Linked DNA regions of Homo sapiens: region 2 is linked to region 1. Evidence: chromatin loops called from intact Hi-C (ENCODE). Cell type or tissue: pancreas. All regions are shown on one strand. Each heading gives the region's core, and the rest is flanking DNA. Links, peaks and the distances in the headings are about the cores only.

Region 1 (10,630 bases), core at 1,848-9,847:
TTACTCTATTAAAATTGTTAGACTCTCATCTATCAAGTTACATTAGAATTTTCCTGTACCTCAGTTGTCTTCAGAAAATTGTTCTTGGTAAATTAACAGCCTCTTAAATTTATTATTTCTGTCTCCCCAAGCTCAACTCTAATTTTCTTGAGAGCAGGGTTCATCTTTAACAACCTGTTTTTGAAAAAATCTCCCACAGTGCCCAGCATAATACAGTAAGAAAATAGATACCATGGCAACACAAGAAGGGGATTCAAGGACTCAGAAAAGACTTAGCTTCACCTACTACTACATAATCTCCATCAGCCCCTCCCCACTCAAACAAATTATGTCCTTAATCCCCTTTTTATAGGAATTCTAGAGCAACTTCTGAGTTGGTGCTAAATAAATATTGCTGAAAATTTCTTATTTGACCAGTATGATAGGTCCTCTATTTTATATCCCTTGGATGTATCTCTAGCTCCCCTCTATGGAGGGTAAATGTTAGGGTATCTCTTGTGGATAATTCAGATGGGTAAGTGTCCCAGAAAGAAAGGGGCAGAGATCTTAAGGATTAATATAGTTGACCTAGAGAGAGTTAAATGCTGGTGGGGCATGGTGGCTCACGCTGTAATTCCAACACTGCAGGAGGCCAAGGTGGTAGGATCATTAAGCCCAGGACTTTGAGACCAGCCTGGGCAACATAGTGAGACCTTGTCTCTATTTTTTAAAAAAATACAAAAAAAAAAAAAAGACTAAATGCTATCTTGTTAGCTATCTGCTAAATGTTACTGAGTAATAGCGTAAATAGATAAAACAGAAAACAAACTGAAAACAGCTTACCCGGCCAACTCCTCTGAGTTGGGAGCATAAAAATCCAAGTCACATCCACTCTTCTGTTTGAGTCCTCATAGGATGCTACACAACTCCTCTCTTTCTTCTGGAAAGGTATTTTCCAGTCTTTTTTGGACAATCAAAGGCTTTTAAAGTTCAGACACCTGCCAATGTTTGTTACAGCTGCTTAACAGCTAACAATGGAGCAGAACCTCTACCTAGGTATTACTCCATCAGAATGCAATGATTGCCTTCCGCCCACCCTAGCATATGTCAGGTTAGGTTACCATACTTCATTTCTTTCACCCACCAATCTCTTCTGCTAGAAGTGGGTGGATAATGGCAGGAGGTTCCTCCTTTGCAGTGTCTTTTATCAATACTAATATAGCACCACTGCTATCTTCATTTTTCTTATTTGTTTCAGAATTGATTCTGCCCAGAGTGTAAACACCAAACAGGGTAATTAGTAAAGAGTTCGTGGTTTTAATCATCTTTGAACTTACCGGTTGAATAAAATACTCTATTTGATTATTCATTGAACATCCAGGTGCTGGTTTTAGCTTCAAGAAGTTTACAACATATTTGGGGAAACTCAGAAGTAAACAGATGATGGCACAGCAAGTCTATAGTAGACGTGTTCACAGAGAAAAAACTTTAAGGCTGTCTAAAGGAGGAAGCACCTGAGCTGAATTGTGAAGCCGTGCAGGCAGAAGCAGTGGGGAGGATGTTCATAGAAGGAGCAGCTAGCACACCGAGGCAGGAAGGAGCACAGCACATTTAAGGATCAACTAGCCTGGCTGGAATGTGGAGTTGAAGGGAAGGACTGGCTAACCACCATGTTGGACAGGATGGAAAGGTCATGCAAAAGAACTCATGGCTCCTTAGCAAATGATCTCATGCAAGATATTCTTTTTCTTTTCTTTTTTTTTTTTTTTTTTTTTGACACAGCATGTCACTCTGTCACCCAGGCTGGAATGCAGTGGTGCAATCATACCTCACTGCAGCCATGACTTCCTGGGTTCAAGTGATCCTCCCACCTCAGCCTCCCAAATCGCTAGGACTACAGGCTTGCACCACCACACCTGGCTAATGTTTTCGCTTTCTTTTTATTTATTTATTTATTTATTTATTTATTTATTTATTTATTTATTTTGAGATGGAATCTCCCTCTGTTGCCCAGGCTGGAGTGCAGTGGTGCAATCTTGGCTCACTGCAAGCTCTGCCTCCCAGGTTCAAGTGATTCTCCTGCCTCAGCCTCCCGAGTAGCTGGGACTACAGGTGCCCGCCACCATGCCCGGCTATTTTTTTATATTTTTAGTAGAGACGGGGTTTCAATGTGTTAGCCAGGATGGTTTCGATCTCCTGACCTCATGATCCGCCCACCTCAGCCTCCCAAAGTTCTGGGATTACAGGCATGAGCCACCACTCCTGGCCCTCATTTTCATTTTTTTAAATAGAGACGGGGGTCTCACTATGTTGCCCAGGCTGGTCTCAAACTCCTGGCCTCAAGCAATTCCCCTGCCTCTGCCTCCCAAAGTTCAGATATTACAGGAATGAGCCATGACACCCAGCCTCATGAATGATTTTTAAACTGACATTATGAGATCTTCAATTTAGAAAGTTAACTCCAGAAAGGAGAATGGTAGTGAGAGGTGAATAACTCAAGGCTGAGAAAAGAAATTAGGAGGCTGTTATAAGAAGACATACAAAAAGTAAGAAGAATCTTGACTAAGAATGTAGTACTGGGGATAGAAAGAGGTGCTTTTCAGAAATAATAGAAATAGCGTTGAAGTATCATAATGACTGAGAAGACATAGGGGACAATAAGTGAGGGCATCACTGATGATTCACAGGTTTCTGGCTTAAGCAATCAGGTAGATAATGATACTACTCCCTGACACAGGGACTATGAAGAACTTAGGAAGAGTTTCATTGTGAGACGCATTGACTTCGAGGTTTCCCTGGGACTTATGAGAAAAAGTGTCCAGTACACAATTATATACACAGGTCTTGAGTTTGAGAAGCAGTTTAGGGCCTGGCACAGTGGCTCATGCCTGTAAATCCCAGTACTTTGGCCGAGGCAAGAGGATCTCTTTTTTTTAAATTATGGTTTTAAATTTTTATGGGTGCATAGTAGGTGTATATTTTCATGGAGTATGTGCGATGTTTTGATGCAGGCATGCAATGTGAAATAAGCATATCATGGAGAATAACCCTATCCATCCCCTCAAGTATTTGCCCTTTGAGTTACAAACAATCCATTTACATTCCTTATTTTTAAATATACAATTAAGTTATTATTGAGGAGGATCATTTGAGCCCAGGAGTTTGAGACCAGCCTGGACAACATAGGGGGACCCTGTATCTACAAAAAAAGAAACAACATTAGCTGGGCATGGTGGTGCACACCTGCGGTCCCAGTGACTTGGGGAACTGAGGTGGGAGGATCATTTGGGTCTCAGAGGTCAAGGGTGAAGTGAGCTGAGAGCTCATCACTGAACTCCAGCCTAGGTGATAGAGAAAGACTCTGTCTCAAAAAAGAAAAAAGAAAGAAAGAAAGAGTTTAGTACTAGAGATGGAAATTTGGGAGCCATTAGCACCTTGGTGGAAGCTAAAGCCATGATAGTTAATAAGCTCATTCAAAGAGCCTGTGGCTAATGAGATGAAGATGGGAAACCAAGGCCACCTGAACAGGAGCTAGACCCTAGCATTGGCTGATATCTGTGACTCTGCATTAAAAATGCACCCAGAAGAAAGAAAAGCCCTGCTCCCTCATATTCCCTAAGTAAGTTTACTTACGGTTCTGCAGTCTTTGTGGGTTTTTGAAGTTCGTTTTGGAATTTTGTGTTTAGTCTTCATTTCATGAAGACTCTACTTTTGAAATTTCAAATTGGCCTAATAAACTATGAGTGAGATGGGGACAGGATGGGGATGAGCAGGTCACCTGATACCAAACACGGCTGGGGACCGAAGGTTTTGGAAAATCCTCATTTACTAAATGGGGCAGTTTTACTGAGATAGAGCCATGGGCATAAGAGATGCGATATTGCTACAGCTAGCATCAGCCCCAACCCAGAAGCTATTATTAGGCATCTTGGTACTTCCTACTTGCAAAAGTTAGTCATCATGATATATTAGTAAAAATTTTAATATGGAGAAAAGAAATGAAGGAAACTTGCATGGTTTGGAATGAGCATTTTAAGGTAAATGAAAAGTTCATATCCTCTTGCGTCTCTGTGTCTTATGAATATTAAATCAGTCACTTACCCTGTTTTGATTATTATCAGGTCTTCCTCCTGATCATCATCTTCCTGATTCTTGGGACTCTGGAACCTGCTGTTTTCCCTTACCTTCCAGAATGTTCTGTTCACTGATAACCCTTGAACAAGTTACTTGACTATGCAGGCAGTATCTGCTCTGTACTAATCAGGACTCTTTGGGATGTAAGTGACAGAAACCCAACTCCAACTAGCTGAGGCAAAAGGGGAAATGTACTGGTTCCAAAAAGCGTGGCTCAGGCATGTTCCCTGCTCTATGTCTCTGCCTGTTTCTGCTGTCAGCTGCCATCTCATCTTCTGGACTGATTTTCTCCACAAAGCAGGAAGCAGCACCACAATTCACATCTCCTGAGTTTGACACCAGAGAATATCTCAGACTTCTCACTAGAGCTGAGTTCAAAACGACTCAGGTAATTCTCTGATTGGCCCAGCCTAGGAAACACGTCTACCCCACAACCACACATTCTATCCAGAAAAATGGTATTTCTAAAAAAAGGTGGAGGGAGGGGAGCAAAATAACAGACACCATTCTGTTGTAGCAGAATTCTCCCTCCATTATCTTGTTCCCCCACAGATCTTCCTGGGTGCCTTATGTATCAGGGAAGCTCTTCCTCTTTTAGAGTCTATTCCCTTTTTACCCTGCTCAATTACTCCTTAAAGGTTTTGTCTGCTCTCAGGCTGGCACGCTTCAATCCTCTCGACTTTAGATCAACTTTAGATGTCATTGCTTCCAGGAACCACATGTGAAGACTTGTCTTCAGATTACCCAGTGAAACCACAGAAGAAATGGAGAGGTCAGAGTTCCAACAAGCAGGATCATCAAGAAGAGAGGATATTTTCTCTGCTGGGTTCATAAGATAGTTTTGCAATCCTACCAAGTAGGGAGGCTGGTGAATTCAAAGAAGACAAATCTATCTATCTTTGTGCTAATTCCGATTTTGAAAAAAACCTATTTAGAGACACATGGCAATTTAAGAAAGCAGGAAACCAAAGAACCTGGCATTCTTGGAACAATAAATAAAAAGCTCCTTAAAAGTTAACAAGGCAAAGATGAATGTGGATTCTAACACGTGAAGTTAGCAGTATTTCATGATTTGGCTCTGCCGGAAGTTATTATACCAGAATAGAGCCAAAATGGAAACTTGCTTTGATCTACAGTTCCCAGTAAAAGAAATCTAAAATTAGACACAGTGTGATCAGTTACAGAGTATTTCTAATGGATCACTGAGCAGATTAGTGATTCAGTTTTGTTCCTTGAATATAAGAAGACAGACTAATGATTGGCTAAAAGACAGACTTAAGAGAATATGACTACACTGAAGACCACTTATCAAAGGTTACATTGGAATACAATTAAGTTGGAAAGTGTATTATTCATTTTAGTCCACTAAATATTTGATTGCTTTTTCTTTCTTATACATATTGCAAATATCCCCTTCAATTATAATTTTTTATAATTTTAATTTTCTTGGCTATGTGGCCTCTATTAGAAGAAACAAAATAAGCAAAGAACTGTTTTTATAATTTATTTTCTAATAGTCAATCTTCTACCAATAAGTAATAATTCAAAAGCTGAATGTATAATATATAATGGTTATGATTCGCTTTACTTAGTTTATTCCTTTTAAATTGGAAACTGTTAAACTTTTACATTTTTTTTCAGAATAAGAAATCATATCTCATGTATATTACCACTAGGTGGCTCAAATGGCTAAAACACCAGTTCATTATACAAGCAGATCAAAACCTTAAATATTTAAAGATTTATCTCTTTCTACAGTTCTATATACTTTAATTTTCTACAAACTTTCACATTATTTATAGATTATCGCTATAATACTACCCATGGTAAACAATTACTTTAATGTAGATCATCAACACATATGCTATTTTTATGAATGAGAGGATTAACAGACACAATGAATGAGTTATGTTACATTTCATCATAAACACGCAATAATAAATTAAAATTTTATCAGCTGACTGAGAACAAAGTATTCAACGGGGTCTAAAGAACCAGAGTACTGGGTTATATTTCATTTTAATGTATCCAGGCATTTCTAGAGATTACCAGCTTTATTTTCTGGCAGTTGTGGTTATTTATGTCTCTTCTCTACGGCAATGTCGCCATGTGGCTCTATGATAGACAGTGTCTTGCAGCCAGAGCTCAATCTCTCTGTAGACTAGAGACTTTGAAAATCAAAGCAGTCTTCCTTAGAGTAAGTTTTGAAATGCAGGACTCTCCAGATACCGTGTCCATCACATTAGCTGGCTGGAGGCCCTTGCCTCTGCCTGATACAAAGAAAACAAAAGCAGAAAATGATTGTTTTCTTCCCAATTTAAAAAGCATCTTATAATTCTGTTTGACTATTCAAGATAGAGCATCAAGGGGGAGAAAGGAGGAGAGATCCTTTCAAGCTGGAAAGGAACGTATTAAGCCTGTAGATTCTGTCAAAAAAAAAAAGGAAAACATAATGGCGTCCTTGGACTAAGAGAGCCTTGTATGTTTTCTAATCAAGAATAATCAATACACATTCCCCTTATTCTGAAGGTATTTTTGTTGTTGTTCTCTATACTTTCTTAGTACTGTACCAACAGAAGCTCTGCCCTTCTAGTTTAAAGGTGAGAACCAATGAAATAAAATCTTAAAGAAAATCTCTTTCGAAGTGATAATTTTTTTTTAAGAGACAAGATCCCACTCTGTCACCCAGGCTGGAGTGCAGTGGCGCCATCACAGCTCACCGCGGCCTGGAACTCCTAGGCTCAAGCCATCCTCCTGCCTCAGCCTCCCAAAGCTCTGGGATTACAGATGTAAGCCACCATGGCTGGCCCTCAAGGTAATGATTTTATCTTTGATTATTTGTCTTTTTAATCCCAAACAACTGAATTTTTCACCATAAAAGTTATTTAATTGGCTCTACCCTGGGGGAGAATAAAGATATATAGAAAAAGCTTAAGGGAGGATTTTTCCAACTCTTGTAACAGACGAGTAGCATTCTCCCCCTAATTTTTATCCTCTGTAGAGGTATTTTAAAAATCTTTTCCTTGGTCATTTATTATTTGTTATTTGGAAGTACATTTAGGAATCTTGAGTTTGGCTTAAAAGAAAAGTATTGATTCTCCCTCAGGGAGCTATAATTCAGTTTCAGCTGCAGTAACAGCAGGTCCTGATATTTTTATATTCATATTCAAGCATCTGACATTTGGGTTTTATTTGAATATAGAGCTGTAAATATAACATGAACCAGTTATCACATAGCTTTTTAATACCGAGATCTAATTAGTTCTTTCCAAGCGTGATGACTATACTCTGTCAAAGTTCTAACCAGTTAGCTTTTGAGAAAGAAATATTATCTTCCCTTACTGTGGCCATGAATAGTTTCCACTGGGTGAGAAAAAAAAACCTCAAATGATAAAAGAGAATTAATAGCTCACATGACTGAATGCTAGAAGTAAGGTTAGTTTCAGGATTGGTTCAGTTCAATTGCTCAACAGTGTCATCCAAGACCAAGTTTAGTTCAACATCTGTCTGCCTTTGGCAATGTCATCTTCAATCCCAGCAGTCCTATTTGGGCTGTCCACAACTACCTGGGCCCTGCCTCCATTTATATCTAAGGATAGAGAAAGAAGCTGCTTTCCCAGTTTTCCAAAACAGAGGACACTTCTTTACCAGAAATTACTCAGCAAACATGGTCTCAGGCTCGCTACCCACCCCTGATGCAATAACTCTGATCAGGGAATAGTTGTCCCTCATTGGTATAGGCTCCACCTAGGTACATGCCCCATCTCAGAAGCCAGGAACAGAATCAGCTCCCCGCAGCAAATGGGCTGTATAAAGGAGGTGTGGATACCTGTGTACGAGGGAGCACTGCTCCTATAGGAGGGAAAAGGAGGAGATATCAGTTAGGGGGTGGGGGTGGCTACTAATACATACATCGCCTGACTATGGATGGGAAACTCTAGAATCAAACTGCCTGATTTTGAACCCAAGTTCTACCACTTATTAGCTCTATTACCAGGTGCAAGGTACTTGACCTGTCTCATCAAGTAACAAGTGGGCCAATGATTTGCTTAATTGCTTATATCATAGGTTTTTTTTTTCTAAAATACAAGGTATTTAGTCAAGCATTTATTACACTCTTTCTTTGTGTGAGGCATGTGAAAAGAATTGGAGAGAACACAAAAGTGAACAAAATGATGTTCTACTTTGAAAGAGCAAGCAATTCAGGAGAGGAAATTAGAGCCCAGACATCATGGTAATAGACAGATGGGATAAGTTACATAAAAAGATATGTTTCCTAAAATGACATTTTTCCTAATTAAATATTCTTTAATAGCAAGCACATCATGTAGTATTTTTCACATCCAAATGAAGTTGACACAATTTTCTGGATATTCATTAATGATAAATGACATTGATAATTTTTTTTTTGAGACGGAGTCTTGCTCTGTCACCCAGGCTGGAGTGCAGTGGCGCGATCTCAGCTCACTGCAACCTCCACATCCCGGGTTCAAGCAATTCTCCTACCTCAGCCTCCCAAAGAGCTGAGATTACAGGCACATGCCACCACATCCAGCTAATTTTTGTATTTTTAGTAGAGACGGAGTTTCACCACGTTGGCCAGGCTGGTCTCGAACTCCTGACTTCGTGATCCACCTGCCTAGGCCTTCCAAAGTCCTGGGATTACAGGCGTAAGCCACCGTGCCCAGCTGACATCAAAAACTAATAATCAGAACAATCAAACTACCAAAAAATAAATAATGGTAACCAACCAAATTTCAACTATAAAGTGTGTAAAATATAATGTTATCCTGCTACACATCTATTAGAATGGCCAAATTCCAGATGTAGATCAATAGGAACCTTCAGTCATTGGTGGTGAAATGCAAAATGGTACAGCCACTTGGGAGGCAGTTTGGCAGTTTCTTATAAAACTAAACATACTCTTACCATGCAATCTCACTCTTTGAAATTTACTCAAAGGAGCTGAAAATTTATGTCCCCACAAAAACCTACACATGGATTTTTGTTTGTTTTTGAGACAGGGTTTCACTCTGTCACTCTGTCACCCAGGCTGGAGTGCAGTGGTGCCACCATGGCTCACTGCAGTCTCAACCTCCCTGGCTCAAGTGATTCTCCCACCTCAGCCTCCTGAGTAGCTGGAACTACAGGCACGCACCACTAGCCAAGTGGCCTAGGCTAGTATCAAACTTCTGGACTCAAGTGATCCACTCGTGCTGGCTTCCCAAAGTGCTGGGATTACAGGCATAAGCCACCGCACCTGGCCCACGTGGATGTTTATAGCAGCTTTATTCATAATTGCTAAAAAACTTGGAAGCAACCAAGAGATCCTTCAGTAGGTGAATGAATAAATGAACTGTGATACATTTAGACACTGGAATATTATTCAGTGCTAAAAAAAAATGAGCTGTCAAGCCATGAAAATACATGGAGAAAACTTAAATGCACAGTACTAAGTGAAAGAAGCCAATCTGAAAAGCCTAAAAAGCTAAAAATGTTTAGTTTTATAAGAGCATGTTTAGTTTAATATACATACTGTATGATTCCACTATATAACATTCTGGAAAACGCAAAACTGTGGATACAGTAAAAAAAACAGTGATGCCAGAGGTTGGGGGTGGGGGATGATTAGGCGGAGCACAGAAAATTTTTAGGGCAGTGAAATTACTCTGTATGATAGTACAATGGTGGATACACATCACCATGCATTTGTCTAAATCCATAGAAGGTATAACAAGAGTGAACCCTAATGTAAACTATGGACTTTAGATGATAATGACATGTCACTGTAGGTTCATCAAGCAACAAAAATGCCACTCCGATGGGAGGTGTTGATAGTGGGGTAGCCATGCACGTGATGGGTGCTGTGAACCTCAAACTACTGTTAAAAAAAAATCTCTAAAATGTGTTTGTGTGTTTGTGTGTGTGTGTGTGTGTGTGTGTGTGATGCTATCAACTCTGTAATATTTGAAATATTTGAAATAAAATAGAGAAGCAGAGGTGAGCGCTATCCAAAAATCATTGCAATCTTCCTTGGAAGTCTTTTGTGCTTAACGGTGTAGGGTGTAAGGATGTGATATTCTATGACCTGTTACCAGATCACAAAATGAACCTCACCGTGAAAACCTAGGAAGTTGTCTTTTCCCAGTCCACACCTGGGTTAGCTCTTTCCTGGGTAAAAATAGAAAGCTTTCCCTTGTTCTAAATAGAGTTTATTCTCTTGGAGCAAAGGTAGTTAAAATTCTGCTTTTCCAAGACCTTTAATGAGTAAACAGTATGTCAGCGAAGTACAATAATTCAGTAACTACCACCCTTAGAGGGCACTATGGTGCCTTCTGTGCCACCCAAGTCAACTCTCTAATGACAGCCCTGCGGAACTGGCTTGCTGGGCCTATTTCTTTCCAAGTCTTAGTCCCCAGAATTTTGAACACCCTGCTTTTTACATGGTTTTCCTTAGTGTTAAAAGAACATAATCACAGCAAGATAACAATTCTACAAAACTAAAAGAACCTAACCA
Region 2 (10,630 bases), core at 1,020-9,019, 160 kb before region 1:
CTTTTATTCATTTACTCCTTTATTCAACAAATTTTCATCAAGTGTCCATTGTGTGCCAAACAGTATGCTAGGTCTTAGACCTGTAGTGAGCAAGAAACACTTGGTTCCTTCCCTTCTTAAAACTTACGATCTGGAGGAAAAGCAATTATATTAAGCTATAAAACAAAACAAATAAAAAATTATTAATAAAGAAAGCAATGGCTGGGCACAGTGGCTCATGCCTGTAATCCCAGCACTTTGGGAGGCCAAGGTGTGAGGATCACTTGAGCCCAAGAGTTCGAGGCTGCAGTGAGCTATGATTGAAATGGTGCACTCCAGCCTGGGTGACAAAGAGAAACCCAGTCTCTAAAAAAAAGGAAAAGAAAAAGAAAGGGAAGTATTGGACAACTTCAGTAATTTGCCCATAGTTGCATAGGTGGGGAGAGACAGGGTTGGAACTTGACACAGGTGCCTCCTTCCAGAGTCCACATGCTCACTTTATGGAGTGATCAGATGCAAGCACCATCCAATGGAGAAGAGAGCACAAGCAGTCAAAAGGAGCACCAATACCACCCAGGAGATCCTGACCATGGCTGTGTCATGAAAACTACAGAACGTTTTCTGGGCCCAAGTTCCCTCATCTCTAAAATGAACCAGATGGTCTTCGCAGTCCCTTCTGTGTCTGAAACTGTGATTCTTTGATGTACATTGGTGTCCACATGTAGGAAAGAAGATGTGGGGAACACCCAGTCCAAGCTTCACTGACTTCACAGCTCTGCCTAGGACCAGGCCCGTGTCTGAAACTGGGAGCCACAGGACCCCAACCAAGTCCTTTGCTGCCCTGTCCTCAGAAGGACCTGATCAGGCAGAAGGAGCAGTGAAAGTAGGGGGTTGGCATGGGAGACCGCTCTCAGAGATGGGAGCAACTGGACGGTGTGAGCCAGAGAGAATGAGAGAAAAGACAAATTCAAGGATAGCAGACCCAGCCAGGTGCAGTGGCTCATGCCTGTAAGCCCAGCACTTTGGGAGTCTGAGGCAGGAGGCTGTGCCTACAAAAAGTAGCCAGGCACGGTGGTGTACACTTGCAGTCCTAGCTACTTGGGAGGCTGAGATCGGAGGATTGCTTGAGCCCAGGAGGTTGAGGCTACAGTAAGCAGAGATCATGCCACTGTACTCTAGCTTGGACGATAGAGCAAGACCCTGTCTCAAAAAGGAAAAAAAAATAGGATAGCCGATCCGTTAGACTGCCCCTGGATTTAGGTATCCTGAATGTGTGATTTTTCTCTTAAGCCTACGGTCGACAACATAAGGGACTCATGCATTTGAGTGTGATCCTGGGAAATGCAGACCCTTCACTATTTTGGCTCCAGTTTTCTCATCTGCAAAATGAGGCCAGATATTTTCTAAACTCGGTAATCTACGACCCCACATTCCTATAACCTCAGCATTTCTGTCCCTTAACTAAATTTCCAAAATAAACTTCTGCCTCCTAGAGTGTGCTTCTTGCCAAATTTCAAGACTCACTCAAATTGTCATTTGATCTAACAGTGCAGTTCTGGAAATAATCCAAATCAAAGATCTACCACAGAAGAAACATCTCAATGTTTGGTTAAAGAATTCCAACATTTAGCTACCATTTTTAGTATTTCTTTACATTTACTTCTACAATATAAATTTTAAGCCACCATAAATTATCCACAATCACAATACTCTTCCTAGAGCTCTGATGTCTTAAATATCTGCAAGATACTCAATAATGGAAAATATACTATTTTTTTCCTATTCACAAATTACAAATTGCTTCTCAGTGTTGGTATACTAAATTAATGACATTAACTACAGAATACAAAGCCCCAAACAAAGCAATGCTCTACATCAACATATTTTGATTTTCAGTGCCTAATTAAATCATGTAATTACAATAATCTCATTTTGTAAGTAGAGAAAATAAAATTTACAAATATTCTACAAATTGCCCCAAATCACATAGCACTGAAAAGTTTCCAAAAACTAAAACCAGTATTAATGCCTATAAACTCTTGACTCAAATTACTGAGTTATAATTATCATTGATAAACACTGAAAAAGGAGTGCAAAAGTAAGTAGTTTTGTTGTACACTTTTTTTTTTTTTTGAGACAGGGTCTCACTTTGTCAACCAGGCTGGAGTGCAGTGGCACGATCTCAGCTCACTGCAGCCTTGACCTCCTGGGCTCAAGCGATCTTCCCACCTCAGCTTGCCAAGTAGCTGGGATCACAGGTGCACATCACCATGCCAGCTAATTTTTTTTTTTTTTGTATTTTTAGTAGAGACAAGTTTTGCCATGTTGCCTAAGCTGGTCTTAAACTCCAGAGCTCAAGCGATCTGCCCACCTCAGCATCCCACAGTGCTAGGATTACAGGAGTGAGCCACTGTGACTGGCCTTGTTGTGCACTTTTAAAAAACTATGAAGCCTTAGTTTTCTGAAATAATGAATAATGAAACTAAATTTGGCAGGGGGTGGAGGGGGATGGAATCCTTATTACTCACCTTGGAATTTATCACCTTCTACCGTACTGCAATAGTAACTTGGGCTCAATTAATAAAACCAAGGAAAGTCTTCCATATATGTGTTTAATCTTCACTAGTAAAATCAATATATGCATATTTTAATGAGGTTTAAATGAAGTACGTTTAAAGCACAAGGGTATAAATTCATACATTAGTAGCAAAATATTATTAGATACGTGAAGGAATTCTTATAATCCTAAAGTATTTTTCACCCATCTGCCTCACTACCTAGACACATTCCAATCATCTTATTATCAACACAGCCACATGAGAAGGGTATTGTGATCTCTGCATGGTAAGTTAACAGAGACTCTGCTCTAAAAATGGCATTTACAATCTAAGTGTTCAGAGATGCACGTATTTCATAGAGAACGGAGATGGGTGCTGGTAATTTCCATTGCATAAAGATAGAAAACAAACACTTGTTTAAGGATATACACTTTCGAACGTTCATGAACCTTATTTTCTCTTCCCTCTTGCCTTCTCCAATTCCCTTTATTTCAGTCTCTTCTTGACATGTTCCCCTAGCATGACAGTTTTCGTTAGGTTACTTTTAACTATGCATAATTCATGCATTCATTTATTCATTTAACAGTACTTGCTGATGACCTACTATGTGCAGGTGCAGTGGTGGTCTCTGGGAATCAAAGATGAATGACAGTATCCCGCCTTCAAGGAGGATACCGTCTTGCAAATATTTGTCCATACACTTAATGGGCTGCGAGTGTGAGTCATTGTGGTTAAAACCAGGTAGCACCTGCCCTTCCCTGTAGAGCAAGCATCTTCACCTTCTTTCCAAACCACTTCTAGCACAGACTGTAAGCTCCCAAAGTGCTGAGACCACACATGAATCATCTCTGTTGCAGGAGCATCTAGCACAATGTCTGGCACATACATAGTTGGGCCCCATAAAGTGTATGGGAGGGATGGAGTGAAATTGGGTGACCAGGATGCATTACAAATGACTTTTGTCTTCAACTCAATTGAATCAGTTTTTAATTAACTATCTCCCTCTCTCTCCGAAGTGTAGACTTGGTATCAGAAGCTAAGTGGGATTTCCATTCCCGAAGCACAGAAACTCCTACTCTCGGAGAAGATGCCTTAGCCACTTTCCTAGGATCGTTTCATCAAATTTAATATCAAATTCCTGAGAACCCTCCCCAGGTGAGAGCAGGGTAGGCGAGCTGGCCCACGCCGTCCTCGCCTGCCCTCTGCAGGGCTCTGACCCTAGGACGAGGGCAGATTCCAAGAACTTTTTTCCCCTATGAGAAGTAGGGTCAGTTAAAGAAGAAAACCTCCTTGGGAGAATCCCATTAGGAAGGAGAGAGCCCAAAAGAGCTAAACATGCCCCCGAAAAGAAGTGAGCAGAATGTCGAGGGTCTCGAGGGTCTCTTTTGAACAGACAGGGTCTCGCCCGCCCTCGAAGCAGCTCAGGACAGTCCGGGGTCTCGGAGGACCCGCAGCGGCGCGGGGAGAGCGGCGAGCGGGGAGGGCAGCCAGCCGGAAGGCCGGCCGCTGTGGGGGTCACCCTGCTCCCGGGCGCTGTCGCCCTCCGCGAAACCTCCCGATGACAAGAATTAATGACCAGCTTCCAAAGGCGCCCAACATCAACCGTAGCGACCCTAAGCGTCACATTCGCCTCCTGCCTCGACCTCTGCCGCCTCCGGAGAGTCTGGAGCGTCTCAGAAGACCCAAACCTCCCACTCCGAACCCCCAGCTCCAAACTCCCCAGTGTCCCCACCCTCCAGCCCGTCTCGGGGCCGGTTCTCTCTCTCCTTGCCCCTGTCTTCCAGCCATCAGAAAGAGCAATGCCCTCTTCGCAGCCCCGAGTGAAAAACGAGGCAACATCCTAGTCGCACCTATATAAGCCCCTGGCTCGCCACTCCAGGGGGGCACGCCAAGGTCACCAGGATAGGTGTGACTGCCTCCACCTTCACTCTCCCCACATCCTTCCCTTTCTGAGATCCCCGGGGTCCGGTTCCTCTCCAGTCCCTCCTCCCAGTTGGGGGTCTTCTCCTTTTGGCACCCCATCACCGCACCGGGACCCCTCCCGGCCTGGCCCTCCTGGGGGGGTCCTTGCCCTCTCTCGAAACGCTCACTTGCTCTCCCGCGCAAGGCTCCCTTGTAAGTCTCCCCTCGGTTTCCTTATCCAAGGAGGGGAGATGTGCCTCCCACTCGCGCTGGGGGAGCGGCGGGGCAACCGACGCAAACTTCTGCTGCACTTACTTCGGGCCGAGGCTGCCGCCCCCTCGCCTCTCCTCGCTCTCCCACTGGCAGCTGCTCCGCGGAGACCTGGAGCCACCTCGCTCTCATGCCCCACACCAGCGCAGCTGCGAAATGCGCAAGAGGGGGAAGGGGTATCTCCCGGGCGAGCGTGCCGGGGGCCCGAGTCTGGGGCCGAGGTTCGGCCGCCGCTCGCGGCTGCCAGCCGAGTGGTGGCCTCTTCTGGCAGCCCGGGGATGCTGCGCAGGGCGCTGCGCGCCCTGCTCCTCCGCCGGGTCGTTTCTGCCCGACTTGCAGTTTCAGGGCATGCCAGGACTGCAGCACCCTCTCCGTCCTCCCCCGGAAACGACTTTCAATTCACCTGGAGGCTCTCGAGGCTCCCCCGCGGGCGGGTAGCGTGACAGTGGGTGCAGAGGAGAGGGAGGAGCGCGGGAACGGCGGCGGCCCCAGTGCGCCTCCCGCTTGCTTGGCGAGAAGCGCGCAGCCCTCTCCAGCCGCTCTCTTCTGGACTGCAGTCCTGACGTCACCCCCACCACCCCCCACCCCGCGGAGGAGCGGCGCGGAGGGTGGGGTGCAGGGAGTGAGGACGCGCGAGTGTGAGCTGGAGTGTAAGCGCGTGCGTGTGCACGCGCGCGTGTGCCCTGCAGGGCTGGGGACGGATGGGAACCGCGTCTGGATCCTGTGAGGAGCCAGAGCTCGCTCCCTGCAAACGGGCGCCGAGGGGCTGCCGCGAGCAGCCGGGGGCGCTCGCTTCCAGGTCGGGGCGGGGATACCAGGGAAGCAGAGTTTGGAGGCGACCGCAGGAAAAGGAAGAAGGCAGTACGGGTAGTTGGAGAGCGGGAGTTGGGCATTCTCTTTCCCCAAAGTTGGAGGCTGCACAGGATGCCTTTAAAAAGCTGCGCTAGAGGTTTAGGGGGGAAGAGTGGGATAGACGGTGTGGGAGAGTTGGTTTCCACGCTCCTGTAGGAGGGAGTTCGGCTTGGGGAAGAAGAGCTCAGAGTCCTTTCAACCTCCACCCCCGCGGCAGGTTCCAGCAAGGCAGCCAGCTTCGGTGCGCCAAGGGCGCCTCTAGCCTACTCGAAGCAAATCTCCAGCCCGGGGCCCCTGTCTACTAAGTTCCTGCAAAGAGATCAAAGGGGCCAGCCTTTTCCACCTGAGTCCCCTCCCTGCGTGAACCTCCGCCAGAAGCTGGGCGAAAGCACTCCGAACAAGCGAAAGGGGTCAAGGCCGAGGCTGGATTCCAGATGCAAGAGGGCCCCGCCCTTGGGTCCTGGGTCTGAGGTCAGTCGTAGGGGTGACAACTCCAAGCAGAGTTCCTTGAGCTCATCAGTGAGGCTACATTTGAGTTTTGCCATTCCCCGGGACCTTACACTAGAAAGCGATCCACGTTGTCACCCAACTTTACTGGTTCTCTGAAATTGTCTTGGGGGCCAAAAATAGAAGAGACTTTCTGCGAGAGAGCCAAACGAAGGTTCGTTAGGTGGTGCTGGGATGGCTAGAGGTTGTTCCTTGTTCCTGGAGCGTTTGTCCCTTAGCAGAGACCCAGACATCCTTGAGGCTGAGTGCCTGGTTCTGTGCGCCTTCTGCGCACCTCTGCCGGCTGCCGAGTGACCAACCCGGAGTTGCCCGCCCGCCGCCTCCCGGCTGGAGCAGAATGTGCAATGCGCCCCAGCCCGCGCCAGATCCGCCGTCAGCATCGAGGCATCAGGAGCGCTCTGCAGTGATCTCCAGTGCAGCCAGCAATTTTGCCACCGTCGAGTGGCAACGGTTTTTAACTGCGAGCGTCTTGCTTCCTGAATCCAGACACTGTTTAATCGCCAAGATGACTTTTTATTCATTAAAATATTTTTAATGGAAAGGGTAGAGAGTGGGAAGTGGCAAGTAAAAGAGGCAAAAATATTCTCCATCCACATACACTGTTTTTCAACCTTTTTAAAGTTACTGAAGTAGAGTCAGATCTGGATGAAGCAGCAGAAAGTTTCATTAACACTCTTGATTCTCAAATGGAAGCTCAACAGAATAGAAGCAAGCCTGAGATCCTAGTCTACTGTCTTAGGTTTAATGATCTTAAACACTCCCGCATTTGAAAATTCAAATTCTAGCTAATTAGACAAAATTATGGATATCCTTAACGATGCATTAGATTTCACGAATAAATAGAATAATTAAAATAAGTAACGTACAGCCCAGCATGTTCCTAATTAGAACAAAGGAGTACTAGAGAAGGCTGTAGATTCATTGCCCCGAGGGCTTCTTGCAACTGTAACCGTCCTATTTTTTAACGTGCAAATGTGAAAGCACCCTGACATCATGAAGGAATTACATAACTAGTTCCTCGTTCTGCATCTTTCAAAAGCAGCAATTTTTCAGTAGGAATCACTGTTCCTGAAAATGCTAATTCAGATTGATAGTGTGGGAATAGGCAAGTCATTGACAAATTAAAGGCATGATTTGAAAACAAAATTGTCAAGAGGCAGCTATGCTGGTACACAGGAACCTTCTTTGTTGGGTCACAGTTTTCGTTCCAAGCGTTCAATGCAGCAAGTAAGTGATGCCATATTAGCAGGTATCAGCCTGGCTAACATGCCACAGTAAGTAATGCTTATTTGATGTGGCAAGCCTAAGCCCTCCTTCCTTATTTCCCACTGCCTTCTGTTCACAACTCTACAACAACTGTTTTACTTTCTGATGTGATTGGTTGTTTGTATGTCTGCCTTCCTTCTCAACTTACAAGCTCCTCCAGGGCAGGAATTCTGTTTTTCTTTTCTTAGGACCCAGTGCAGTGCCTGGTATAAACAGCAGGCACTTAATAAATATATGTTGACTGAATTATTTTTTAAAGAGTATAACATAACATTTTAAAATCTGTTTTAAGCTGAACCCTATAGCATATATGTGAAACAAATGTGTATATACATACACATATTTACACATATATACACATGTGCACGTATATACACATGCACACATGCATATGTATGTATGTATGAAACTGAAAAGATGGAAAGGGGAAGAGAAGAGAAAAAAGAGGGGAAAGAAAAGGAGAGGAAAAAATGAACTCTGAAAACAGTAACTACCAATGGCTAAACAGTGACTCAATCTGAGTGAGGATTTGAACTGTCCGTAGAAACATCACTTGCTGCCCTTAACCTGTGAGATTTCTTTCGCATTGGTCTATTACCATGTACATGTTTTAAATTTTGGGGGTTTGGACCTCAGAAGCACTGTTCAAAGTACATTACAAATATTTCCCATTGCTTAGGAAGCAGCACATCATTTAAGTTGGGTATATGTGTTGGTGGTGAGTTCAGAAACACTGTTAGCTCAACGTGCCCTGGACTGTGCCCTAATCAGTGTGAGGAGAGTCAGAGTCCAGCAACTGCAATTATAGCCCAACAGGCCACAGGCCAATGTTTATGACTATGCTCTCAAACACAAGCCGCTTATGGCCAGGTGGTTCAATTGTCAAGCACAATAAAGGGACCAGGTAGAAAATTAGCCACACACACACACACACACACACACACACACACACACACACACACACACACACGTACATCAATCCATAGCTATGGAGCCAGAACATCATGTTTACAAGGAAGGAATAGCTCTGTTGGGTGTCAAAGAGTAGGGTCTTGGAGTGGGAAGGTAACTACTTTAATACTGCAGTGGCTTTTCATCACATACTCCATAGCCATTAAAGCTTCTAAGCCAAACCCTCTAGCAAATACATGTTGGCAAAACTATGGAGAATCATAATTCTGTCCTTCTAGAAGCTATCTCCACAGCAAAACAAGCTCCCCCTATCCTGGAGGCAGCTTCTCATTTTCTGTAACACAAAAGCAAATTTTAAAAAGACAAGAATAAGAATAAAAATTAATTATTTCTCATAGGACTTACCTTCCTATAGGCCCCTGAAAACCAGTTAGCACCAATCTTGTACATATTTATAGCATACCTATATATACGTATTTGTATATGTAGCTATACATATATGCATATATATGTATATAGACAGAGATACACACATATATATACACCACTTATAAAATATTGCCAAAATGATTTTAATAAATCTATTCAATTATGTAGGTATGTTTCTAGAGTGACATTTAGAAGAGGGCTAAAATAGCTCATCATAAAGAAAACATGATCAAAACATTTTAAACACTTGTTTCAGAGCATAGCAAATTTGGCAAAAAACACTGGCATTTGCCTGTAACTTCTCTCAGGACTTGAGCTGGCTCTTAATATTTTATGCTTCATGATATATTAATAGTTTTGTATTTGAACGGCTTGTGTAGTGCCCTCTAATCAGATAGAGTTAACCCTGAAGACAAAAATCGAAGTGGCCAATTCCTTTTTAAGGAGTCCTAAACTGATAAGAAGGCCTAAACTGATAAACTCAATAAATTCAAATTTCAAAAATATCATAACCAAAACAAGTAGTTGACATTATACATTTATAAATAGTACTCCCAAGGTAGTGCCAAGTTAAATTTCATACTAAAATGTTAATGAAGAAGCATTTAGATAACCAACTATTTTGTGGATAATGACAGATTAGCAATAATTTTGTGATGAAAGTTGGACTCGGCTATTATATTTAGAAATAAGGACATTTTACTTACACATATGTTTATATGTGGTAACTGTACTTCATCATAGATTTTCGTATGGAACTTACAATAGACCATTCCCTGAATCTTTTGTGATATATGGAACACTCTTCCTAAGTGGACTGCACTGACATCAAAGAACATCTTTGTGACATTATCAAACCTAATGATCAATAGTAAAAGGACAATTCATTGTTGTTTCCAGTTCAAGTTTTAAGAAGGGCTTCCTTAAAGGGTAGATCGTTACGTGTTTTTATAAAGGGTACCTCTATATGTAGATTTGCTTATCTGTGAAAGCACTGCCGCTAGTTGCAAAGTTTTCATTTTCCCCATTACTGGGTCAAGAAAAGTCCTAGCCAAGAGAATGGATTTAGAAAGTCTGTACCTATCAGACTTGGTCTCTCCACTCAAAGAGCCCACAGTCATCTTTTCCCCCCTTTTTTGTGAACTCCCTGTGAGTTGTGCTCTGGGAACTTGGAATGCAGACCTAGACCTGGGCAAGTAGGGGAGAACTGAATTTATGGGAACCAGTTGGAATTTCTCTTAATGTTTCAAGAAGTGTTTTTAGATGGTTTTAGTTACAGTACTTTGGTTCTTCTTGACTTCTATGGAGCAACTTCAACCTAAATCTAAAAGAACAGTTGCTTTTATCCTTCAGTTCTTCAAAAACACTTATTTAACACAATTTCATGCCTAGTCTCTTTCCACTTTTGCAGAGTAGCTTTTTTTCATTTAAAATGTCTAATTCAAGCAATTAGAATTTAGGCACCTCTGGGCACCTTGTCTGCCTACGTGTTTATAAAGCATTATATATACTTACTGCACTCTATAAATAATAACAGTAATCACCCTCTATACAAAATTAGAATGTTAGCATATTCAACCAGTCTAGTATGCTGATTTGCTTTAGTGCTTTATAATTATCTCATGAAACCTATGGTAAAAATGGGCACTACATTATACAATCTTCCCAAAATATGTTACTATATATTCTGGCAAAGAGATGCACCTGCAGTTTATCCCCACCTACCTCTGAGATACAGAAATGGTAGGATGATACTTAAGTTGTATTCATGTTGCAAACTGTTCCAAGTAATCTTTTCAGCCTTTTTCATCCAAAAACCCAGCCAGCATTTAGTATGGTTAAGATATCTTTGTCCAGGAGAAGTAACTTGAACAAGAAGATGGCAATGTATAATTTGCCCCCACATAAAGGATAGCTTGCAAATTATAGACTGCAACATTTAGATAACCAACCAC

Evidence for each region. Peaks named below come from ENCODE experiments on the same cell type or tissue, not always from the same donor. Only the 100,000 strongest peaks of a DNase experiment are listed, where the experiment ranks them.
Region 2: a loop joins it to region 1, with 2.0 times the contacts of the local background. A loop is called at or near these places in 26 of 110 quality-filtered maps.

Annotation. Positions count from the first base shown.
Region 1 is chr10:23,525,412-23,536,041 of GRCh38, reverse strand. No RefSeq gene overlaps it. Among named protein-coding and RNA genes, the nearest start is that of OTUD1, 92 kb to the right of the region's middle. In pancreas, for the core only: a CTCF peak has its summit at 5,815 (motif pointing right); no DNase peak of the experiment used is centred there.
Region 2 is chr10:23,689,359-23,699,988 of GRCh38, reverse strand. It overlaps a transcript of KIAA1217 not described here. Among named protein-coding and RNA genes, the nearest start is that of OTUD1, 260 kb to the right of the region's middle. In pancreas, for the core only: no CTCF peak of the experiment used is centred there; DNase peaks (open chromatin) are centred at 4,628 and 5,338; H3K27me3 peaks cover 3,489 bases.